2 separate regions of the Homo sapiens genome follow, and region 2 is linked to region 1. Evidence: chromatin contacts called from ENCODE Hi-C or POLR2A ChIA-PET data. All regions are on one chromosome and are shown on one strand. The core of a region is the stretch at or near the end of the contact, and the rest is flanking DNA. Distances in the headings are between cores, read along the strand shown. Region 1 has its middle 130 kb from the start of LINC02815. Region 2 holds the start of LINC02815 (long intergenic non-protein coding RNA 2815).

Region 1 (4,361 bases), core at 1,811-4,310:
GGGAAGGCCCGCGATGCCCTTTCATTAGTATTTCAGCCAGTGTTTTCCAAATTGCTGACCATAAACCGTTAGGGGATTGGGAAATCAGTTTCGTGGATTTCAACGAGCATTGTTGAAATGTGGGGGGTGGTGCGGCCTGGGAAGAGTAGAACAGAAAGTAACAGAAGGCTTTGCAGGTAGTGAAAGGAAGTATTGCTTCCTGAAACTTTTGACTTAGATGTGAGTCAGCTGTGTGTGCATGTGCACTTAATTGCAACAGAAAATGCACTTTTTGCTGTGGGTCATGAGCAAAAAAGTTTGAAAGCTTCTCTCTGATGCTCCTAGAAATAGAGTCCCTTCTGTGCGTGGGTCAGGAGAAATGATAAGCAACAGAGGATGGGGAACAGGAATCCTTGGCTGTGTGATAGAAAAGGCTGTGGGGAGGTGCGAGGTGGGAGGTGGGAGAAGCAGCAGGGTCTGAGTGCCCGGGCCTGGGCAGCCTGTTAAACTTCATGGCCCCATGGTCTGTTTGCTTCTGCACCTGCAGCAGGGAGCAGAGGCCAGGCCCCAGGGGGCACGTGGCTCCACATTCTGAAAATCAAATTAGTGGACAAGGGAATGGAAGGCCTCTTTGAGGGGCTCTGTGCCACATGTATTCACCTGGGATCGGGGAAGGAAGGATGACAATGGAGAGAGTGTTCTGGGAGGAAATTCAGTTCTCACCTGAGTAGACTGTCTGTGGGGGGCTTTGCAGATGCTCAGCGTTGCAGAAGATGACGTTTCTATTTCCACTGTTAAAGAACCCGTCTTGGCCAGGCGCAGTGGCTCACACCTATAATCCCAGCACTTTGGGAGGCCGAGGTGGGTGGATCACGAGATCAGGAGTTTGAGACCAGCCTGGCCAATGTGGTGAAACCCTGTCTCTACTAAAAATACAAAAAATTAGCAGGGTGTGGTGGCACACGCCTGTAATCCCAGCTACTCGGGAGGCTGAGGAAGGAGAATCACTTGAATCCAGGAGGCGGAGGTTGCAGTGAGCTGAGATCGTGCCATTGCACTCCAGCCTGGGCGACAGAGCAAGACTCCATCTCGAGAAGAAGAAGAAGAAAAAAGGAACCCCTCTTATTCTTTCGCCATTCGTATTTTATGTGTATAACAGTCAATATTATGATGAGCACTGGGATTCATACTAACTCATTCTATTGCTAAAACAATTTTTTCACTGAGCTTTTTCTTTTGGTGCCTCTTAAATAATCTCACTATTAAGCCAAAAAAATCAGAAAGTGAGCTATTTGGGAAAAAACAAGCACAAAGATGAACTCAACCCTGGTTGAAATATAGCCCTGGGGAAGGGAACTACTTGATCTCCCAAAGCACAAAGATCGGCGACTTTGTAGCACTTTGAGTGTCTGGGCCTGGCAGGCAGCTCTGAATGTTCCTGTTGCCTCTAAGGTTACAAATGATTGTCTAAGGCCTATGTTACACCTTCATACCCATGTACGACACTCAGCCTCTCATGAGAAAAGAAAGCTTTATCTCTAAGATGAACTTTGAGGTTTAAAAATAAAAGCAGGGCTGCCGTTTCCCAGGGCCACTGTTGAGACTGCGCAGAATGGGCTATTTCTTTACAAATAAACAAGCGTCTTACAGGCTGACCAGCTAACTGGCATTTCAGGTGGCTGAAACTTTTCCTTTGAGGCCTACCCAGGTGAAGGGACATTTACTTGGGTTTAACATGTTTGCATCTGAGGAGAAATTTTTAAAAGCATTTTTCTTATGGAGAAAGGGAAACATTTTGCTATTTATTTATTTATTTATATTTTAGAGATGGAGTCTCACTTCGTCACCCAGGCTGGAGAGCAGTGGCGTGATCATAGCTCACCGCAGCCTCGACCTGGGCTCAAGGAATTGTCCCAGGAAACTGTTCTTTTCAAATGGCGGGGAGACAGAAAATGCTGATGATCCACAGTGCTGCTCAAGTTTAGAATGCAACAAAGAAACAGCCAGTTGTTGTGAAATTATTCGCCAATCATTACACACAATGACAGGAAATTATTTATAGAAAAAATCCCAACATAATTTCTTTCCCCAGCATCCCAGGGGACAAACCAGGGAAGGTAGTGCAGGAACAAGCCCAGCAGTGAGCTGTCACCTGTGGCACTGCTCAGCCACCTGCTGTGTCTTCAGTAGCTTCCCCTTCAGGCATGGGGCTTTCTTCCTGCCTGTACCTTAGTGTATCCCAGCAGGATGAAAGCACTTCTGAGACAGATGTTTCTGGGTCCTAGTGTTTCTCTTTGCCCTGCCCTGGGTTTAGTATGCACACATCCACACTGGCGGTTGCTCCTAGCCCCCAGGGCCTATGTCCTGCGACCCTTCTTGGCCTTTACTTCTCATGGCATGAAGGAGGGAAAGGCCCAAAGAAGCGAAGGCCCTGCATGAGCTAGGTGGCTGGGGAGGGGTTGAGCAGGCTCATAATTAGGAAGATGACAGACAAGGATGCTGGCATCCTTCACACTGATGTGCTGTGTAAAGTCCGGCTCGCAGTGTGACCCTGTCACCCCCAGAGGACCAGGACCATTGAGCGGCACCTTCTGACTGGCACAGCTCCTTTGAGGCTCTCAGAGGCGCAGGTTTTCCTCCAGGCCTGGTGGCTCTTCCTGGAGGGGATGGTGCTGCCATCCTCTCTAGCAGTCCAGGGTCTGCACCGTGGGCTTGGTGGGGCCCAGTGTCCTCGGGTCACAGCTCTCAGCAGAATTCTGCTTCTCTGCTGCCTGTGGTAGCTCCTCCACCAGGACCCAGCCAGTGCCAGGAGGGTGGAGTGGGTCCCGGAGGCAGGAACGGGGTAGCAGATCCCTGGAGAGCTGAGCCTGAAGGGACCATGGGCCAGCTTGGGAAGTAAAAAGAACAGTAGAGAGGCTGGAGCCCAGGTGTGGGTCTCAACTGTGGGTCTCAGGACAAGCGAGGGGGTATGTCCCCAGAGGGATGGGAAAGTGGGCCCAAGGCTGAGTGAAAGCACATTGCCAGGAAGAGCCAGGGGACGGAGAGGGAGCCAGAGAAGCAGAGGATTCATCTGCTGTCCTGGGAACCTGTGAGTCACTGCTGCTGAGTCATCAGAGCTGCCTAGAAGCTGCTTGGTTGAACCCAGGAGCAGAATGGGAAGGACCAGAAAGGAAGTTCTTCTCCTTCTCCGGGACCCTGGAAAAGGATCATGGGCGTGGCTGGGCCAGGCAGCACCATGAGGGCATCAGCCTCAGGTGGAGCAGGTCCTGGTCAAAGAGCTCCGTGGTCCAGGCCAAGCTGCTAGAGCAGAGCCCGAGGCCCCTGGCAGTGCGGTGTGGGGACCGTCAGCACGCACTGGCTTACGTTCTAGACTCTACGTTCACTTTAGAGGTGAGGCAATGGAGACCTGGAGACTTGCCCGGGGCCATAGAGAGTCAGAGGCGCTGGTCCTCCAGAGCCCATGCTCCCTAATCACTGCCCAGGGTCTGCAGTGATCAGATCCTGGAGACACAGTGACGAGACCTTATCATGCTTGTATTGTTAAGGGCCCAAACTGAGCTAAATGGCCAATTGAAAGACGGATAGATAAATTCCAAGGATGCTCTCCTTATGGCAATGCCATTTGATTTGCTGGTGTATTTATATATTTGGGGGATTTTTAAACCTCTGAATAAGTATATAAATTTTTTACCATGCTCATGTGAGGAGTCCCCAGGCCTGGGAAATAGGGAAGGACTGCGCAATTTGCTGTTTCTTTAAGGAGTGGAGCATCTGCCACCATTCTGTGTCTGGCTGCTCTCCCAGAACCTGGTGCACTGACAAGGCCAGGCTGTGGCTCAGGTCCACATCCCAGGAACTGCCCTGCCCTGGGTGCGTTGATGGCGATGTTGGACGTGAAGGTGTCTGTGGGCTTAGTGTGCACACTCTCCCCTTTAGAGAAGTGGATGCTGGGAGTTTTATGTTGTCCCATGCTCCATCTGGCAGGACCCAGTCACCTGGATGCTGGTGTGGCCTGGGCCGACCGAGTATCTGTATCAGCTGCCGTCTTAGTGCTCTAAAATTTGCCAGTTCCCTTCCTGGGCTGATGGCCTGCAGGCTGTGCTGGCTGTCTCCATGGGAGCAAGGCTGTGGACTGCTGTGTGTCCCAGAGAGGAAGTGGACTACTGAGTTATGTGCGTACGACAGCCTGTGGTTTCTCTGTAGGCTGCAGCAGACCCAGCAGATGAGCCAAGGAGACCCTCCTTGCCTCTGCTCCACGCCGTTCACCATCCTCTGATTCTGTCCACCTCATAAATGAGAAATCCGAGGCTCCCTGAGGGTCAATGCATTGATCAAGGTTCAACTGCTTGGAAGTGGCATATCCCCAACTCAAAGTTAAGCTT
Region 2 (3,977 bases), core at 172-2,671, 130 kb before region 1:
TTATAGAGATGGATTCTTGCTATGTTGCCCAGACTGGTCTCAAACTCCTGGCCTCAAGCAGTCCTCCCACCTCGGCCTTCCAAAGTGTTAGGATTACAGGCATGAGCCATCGTGCCCAGCTAGAAATCTTTTCTTGTTAAACCAGTTAATGGGTACCTATGGTTCCTCAGTATTTTTCTTCATGTAGTCTGGTTAACAGACTTTTCCTCCTGTACTTCTCAGGCACTTTAAACTGAGCATGAAATGGTAAACCTACAACCTTGGGAAGACAGCACTTTTTCCAGGGCAGTTGCTATTTGGCTCTGGTTTTTAGAGCTGGGGGTGGAGGGTGGAGAGGAAGAGACTGACATTGAGGAAGAGACAGGAAACCATCGCGGATAGGAGACTTCTGATTGGCGCAGGCGGGTCCTCCAGGGAGCCATCGGCAGTAGGATGTACTTCCCCCTTCTCGGCGCCAACAAGGTCTGTAAATCTCTTTCTACCATGCTGTGTGTCAGCCACAGCCTTTTCTCCAGCAGTGGCTGTGTCATTGGGGATTCACAGAAATGCACACTCAGAGGAGCACAGAGCATTTAGCTTCCAGGACTGTCGTCATTTGTGCAGGTGCAGGACCACCAGCAGTCACACTGTGCTCCTGCTTTGACGATGTAGTGTGGTTATGAAGGAAAGTTCTGTACTTCCACAGCTGAATTCTGAGCTAAAACAATGGAGAACTTAACAGTTTCTTCAGCCAGCCTGACCCTAGACATAGAAGATGATCCTGACTAGATAGAGGACAGAGCCAGATGAAAAAGTGACATGCCTGGACAAACCAGGGCTGGGTCAGTGGCCGAAGGCCAAGGGGGATAACAGAAATAGGCTTGCAATGCAGTTTTGTATGTGCAGGGGCTGAAATTGAAGTGCAACTATAGTTCTCTATGTTTAGCCTAGTTGTTCAATAACTTGCTGAAATTTTATGCTATAATGTGAACTCAATTCTGTTCACCTTATCACAGTGTTACTTTGCAAAGTCATGAGTTAAGAGAAATTCCCCATGTGTGTTGGGAAATGAAAGCAACTGACTGACCATGGATCCCCCCTCATGTGTCCAATGGACAACTCCTTGGGCTTCCTGGGAGAGATGAACCCAGGGAGCAGTTCCAAGGACAAGAGGACTTTATTACACGGCAAGACTTTGGTGCTGGCCTCTTGTGCCATTCTCTGGAACTTTGCTAAATCACGTGGAACAGGAGGCCCTTCTTCAGCATAGACTCTACCAGTCCCGACAGCTTCCTTCCCTGCATCACTGGCAGATTTCTTTTGGGCTTCCCACAATGAGTGGAGGGGAAGAGGCTTAGATCCCCAACCTATAAAGACTAGAGACAGGAGGAGGGGCCAACACCAAGGGAGGGAATGAGGAGACAGTGTGTACCAGAGGCTGCCCTTTCTCAGCTTCCTGCACCTCTCCTTCCTCGTGGGTAAAAGGATGTCCACAGAGACTGATGTTCCAGCTTCTGTGTCTACTGTGGTGGGCGCTCCAGCACTGGGCATGGTTCTGAGGCCAAGCATTTTACAGCAACGCTGTTCCTTCTTGGAGGTAGGGTTCGTCCCAGGGGAGCAGCACATGCTTTTTTTTGTTGATGTTGTGTTATGGAGGGGAGGTCCCTGGCCCAGATGGACTCACCTGAGATTTCTCATCTTTGTCTCAGTGGTGTGGTTTGGTTGAACATGGTCCCTGTGGAATGGCCCAAACTGGAGACTATTGCTGCTTGGACATGCCACACCTATTTGTGCCCACAGAGGGCTCTGGGGGAGAAGGATTTCAATGACTTAGTAGCTGTCCTCATAGGTTCTTCCAATGCCCAAGGGCTCCCAAGGGCCCTCCATAGAAACTGCAGAATCCACAGGATCTGCTGGCCCTGGAGCTTGCGTACACTTGCTCAGACAGAGTGAGTGCAGAAGGCACCATTTACAGGCACGTCTTGTTTTATGGTGCTTTGCTTTATTGTGGTTGGTAGATACTGTGTTTTTTACAAACTGAAGGTTTGTGGCAACCCTGAGTTGAGCAAGTCTATTGGTGCTATTTTTCTAACAGCATGTGCTCACTTCATGTCTCTGTGTCACATTTTGGTGACTCTCCCAATATTTCAAAAGTTGTCATTATTTTTATGTCTGTTATGGTGCTCTGTGATCAGTGGTCTTTGAAGTTACTATTGTAATTGTTTCATGGCACCGCAAACCATGTCCATATAAGACAGGGAACTTAATCAACATGTATGTGTGTTCTGACTGCTCCACCCACCGGCCATTCCATCATCTCTCTTCCTTTCCTTGGGCCTCCCTATTCCCTGAGATACAACACAATTGAAATTAGGGCAATTAATAATTCTATTAATGGCTTCTAAGTGTTCAAGTGAATGGAAGTTGCACCTCTCTGACTTTAAATTAAAAGCTAGAAATAATGAAGCTTAGCACGTCAAAAGTCTAGAGAGGCCAAAAGCTAGGCCTCTTGTGCCAAACAGTCAGGCTGTGAATGTAAAGAAAAAGTTCTTCAAGGAAATTAAAAGTGCTACTCCAGTGAACATACAAATGATAAGAAAGCTGATACAAAGAGGTTTGAGTGGTTTAATAGAAGAGCAAATTAGCCACTACATTCCCTTAAGCCAAAACCTAACCCAGAACAAGGTCCCAACTCTCTTCAAATCTATGAAGCTGAAAGAGGTGAGGAAGCTGAAGAAGAAAAGATGGAAGCTAGCAGAGGTTGGCTCATGGGGTTTAAGGAAAGAAGACATCTTCATAACATGAAAGTACAGGGTGAAGCAGCAAGTGCTGATGTGGAAGCTGCAGCAGTTATTCAGAAGAACTAGCTAAGATATTTGATGAAGGTGGCTACACTAAACAGCATATTTTCAACATATATTAAACACCCTAATTGTATTAGAATAAAATGCCATCTAAAGTGTTCATTGCTATAGAGAAATCAATGTCTGGCTTCAGAGCTTCAAAGGACTGGCTGATTCTCTTGTTAGGGGCTATTGCAACTTGTGACTTTAAGTTGAAGCCAATGCTCATTTACCATTCTGGAAATCCTAGGGCCTTTAAACATCATGCAAAATTGACTCTGCCTATGCTCTATCAATGGAACAACAAAGCCTGGATGATAGCGTATCTGTTTACAGCGTGGTTTACTGAATATTTTAAGTCTACTGGTGAGACCTACTGCTCAGAAAAAAAGATTCCTTTCAAAATATTACAGTTCATTGGCAATATGCCTAGTCACCCAAGAGCTGATGGAGATGTTGTTTTCATGCCAACTAACATAATATTCATTCTGCAGCCCATGGATCAAGGAGTCATTTTGAACTTCAAGTCTTATTATTTAAGAAGTATAGTTTGTAAGGCAAAAGCTGACATAGATAATGACTGATTGATTGATATAGGCAAAGTAAACTGAAAACCTTCTGGAAGGGATTCAGCATTGTAGATGCCATTATGGACATTTGTTTTCACAGTTAAGACATATGAGAGAGAAAAAAAAGAACATTTGTGATTCATAGAAGGAAGTTAAAATATCAGCATTAACAGGAGTTTGGAAGAAGTTGATACCAATCCTCATGGATGACTTTGAGGCTTCAAGACTTTCATGGAGGAAGTAACTGCAGATGTGGAAATAGCAAGAGAACTAGAGTTAGAAGTAGAGACCAAAGATGTGATTGTATTCTTGCAATCTCATGATAAACGTTCAGTGGGTAAGGAGTTGCTTCTTATGCAGGAGCAAAGAAAGTGGTTTCTTGAGATGAAATCTACTCCCAGTGAAGATTCTGCGAACATTGTTGCAATTACAACAAAGGAATTAGAATATTATGTAAACTTAATTGATAAGGCAGCAGCAGGGTTTGAAAGGATTGGCTACAATTTTGGAAGAAGTTCTACTGTGAGTAAAGTGGTATCCAACAGCATCACATGCCACAGAGAACTCTTTCGCGAAAAGAAGAGTC

Evidence for each region. Hi-C counts contacts between places; a loop is a spot of excess contacts on that map. ChIA-PET counts read pairs that join two places held with the same protein, here RNA polymerase II (POLR2A). Pooled maps may share reads with other maps.
Region 2: a loop to region 1 is called in a map of CD14-positive monocyte, with 6 times the contacts of the local background. The contact joins the promoter of LINC02815 here to the enhancer-like site in region 1. A Hi-C loop is called at or near these places in 3 of 168 maps with a recorded cell type or tissue (CD14-positive monocyte and ascending aorta) and 2 of 50 pooled maps. POLR2A ChIA-PET finds 5 or more read pairs at or near these places in 2 of 52 experiments (RWPE1 and WTC11).

Annotation. Positions count from the first base shown.
Region 1 is chr1:229,023,537-229,027,897 of GRCh38, reverse strand. No RefSeq gene overlaps it. Among named protein-coding and RNA genes, the nearest start is that of LINC02815, 130 kb to the left of the region's middle. RefSeq lists an enhancer at 1-374. Within about 2 kb of position 3,060, at least 4 of the 41 ENCODE cell types and tissues checked have a DNase peak (open chromatin) inside an H3K27ac peak, as active enhancers do; they include CD14-positive monocyte, where a contact is called at or near this core.
Region 2 is chr1:229,152,169-229,156,145 of GRCh38, reverse strand. It overlaps LINC02815 (long intergenic non-protein coding RNA 2815), which reads left to right and starts at 1,421. Exons shown (of 5, transcript NR_186727.1): 1 at 1,421-1,576.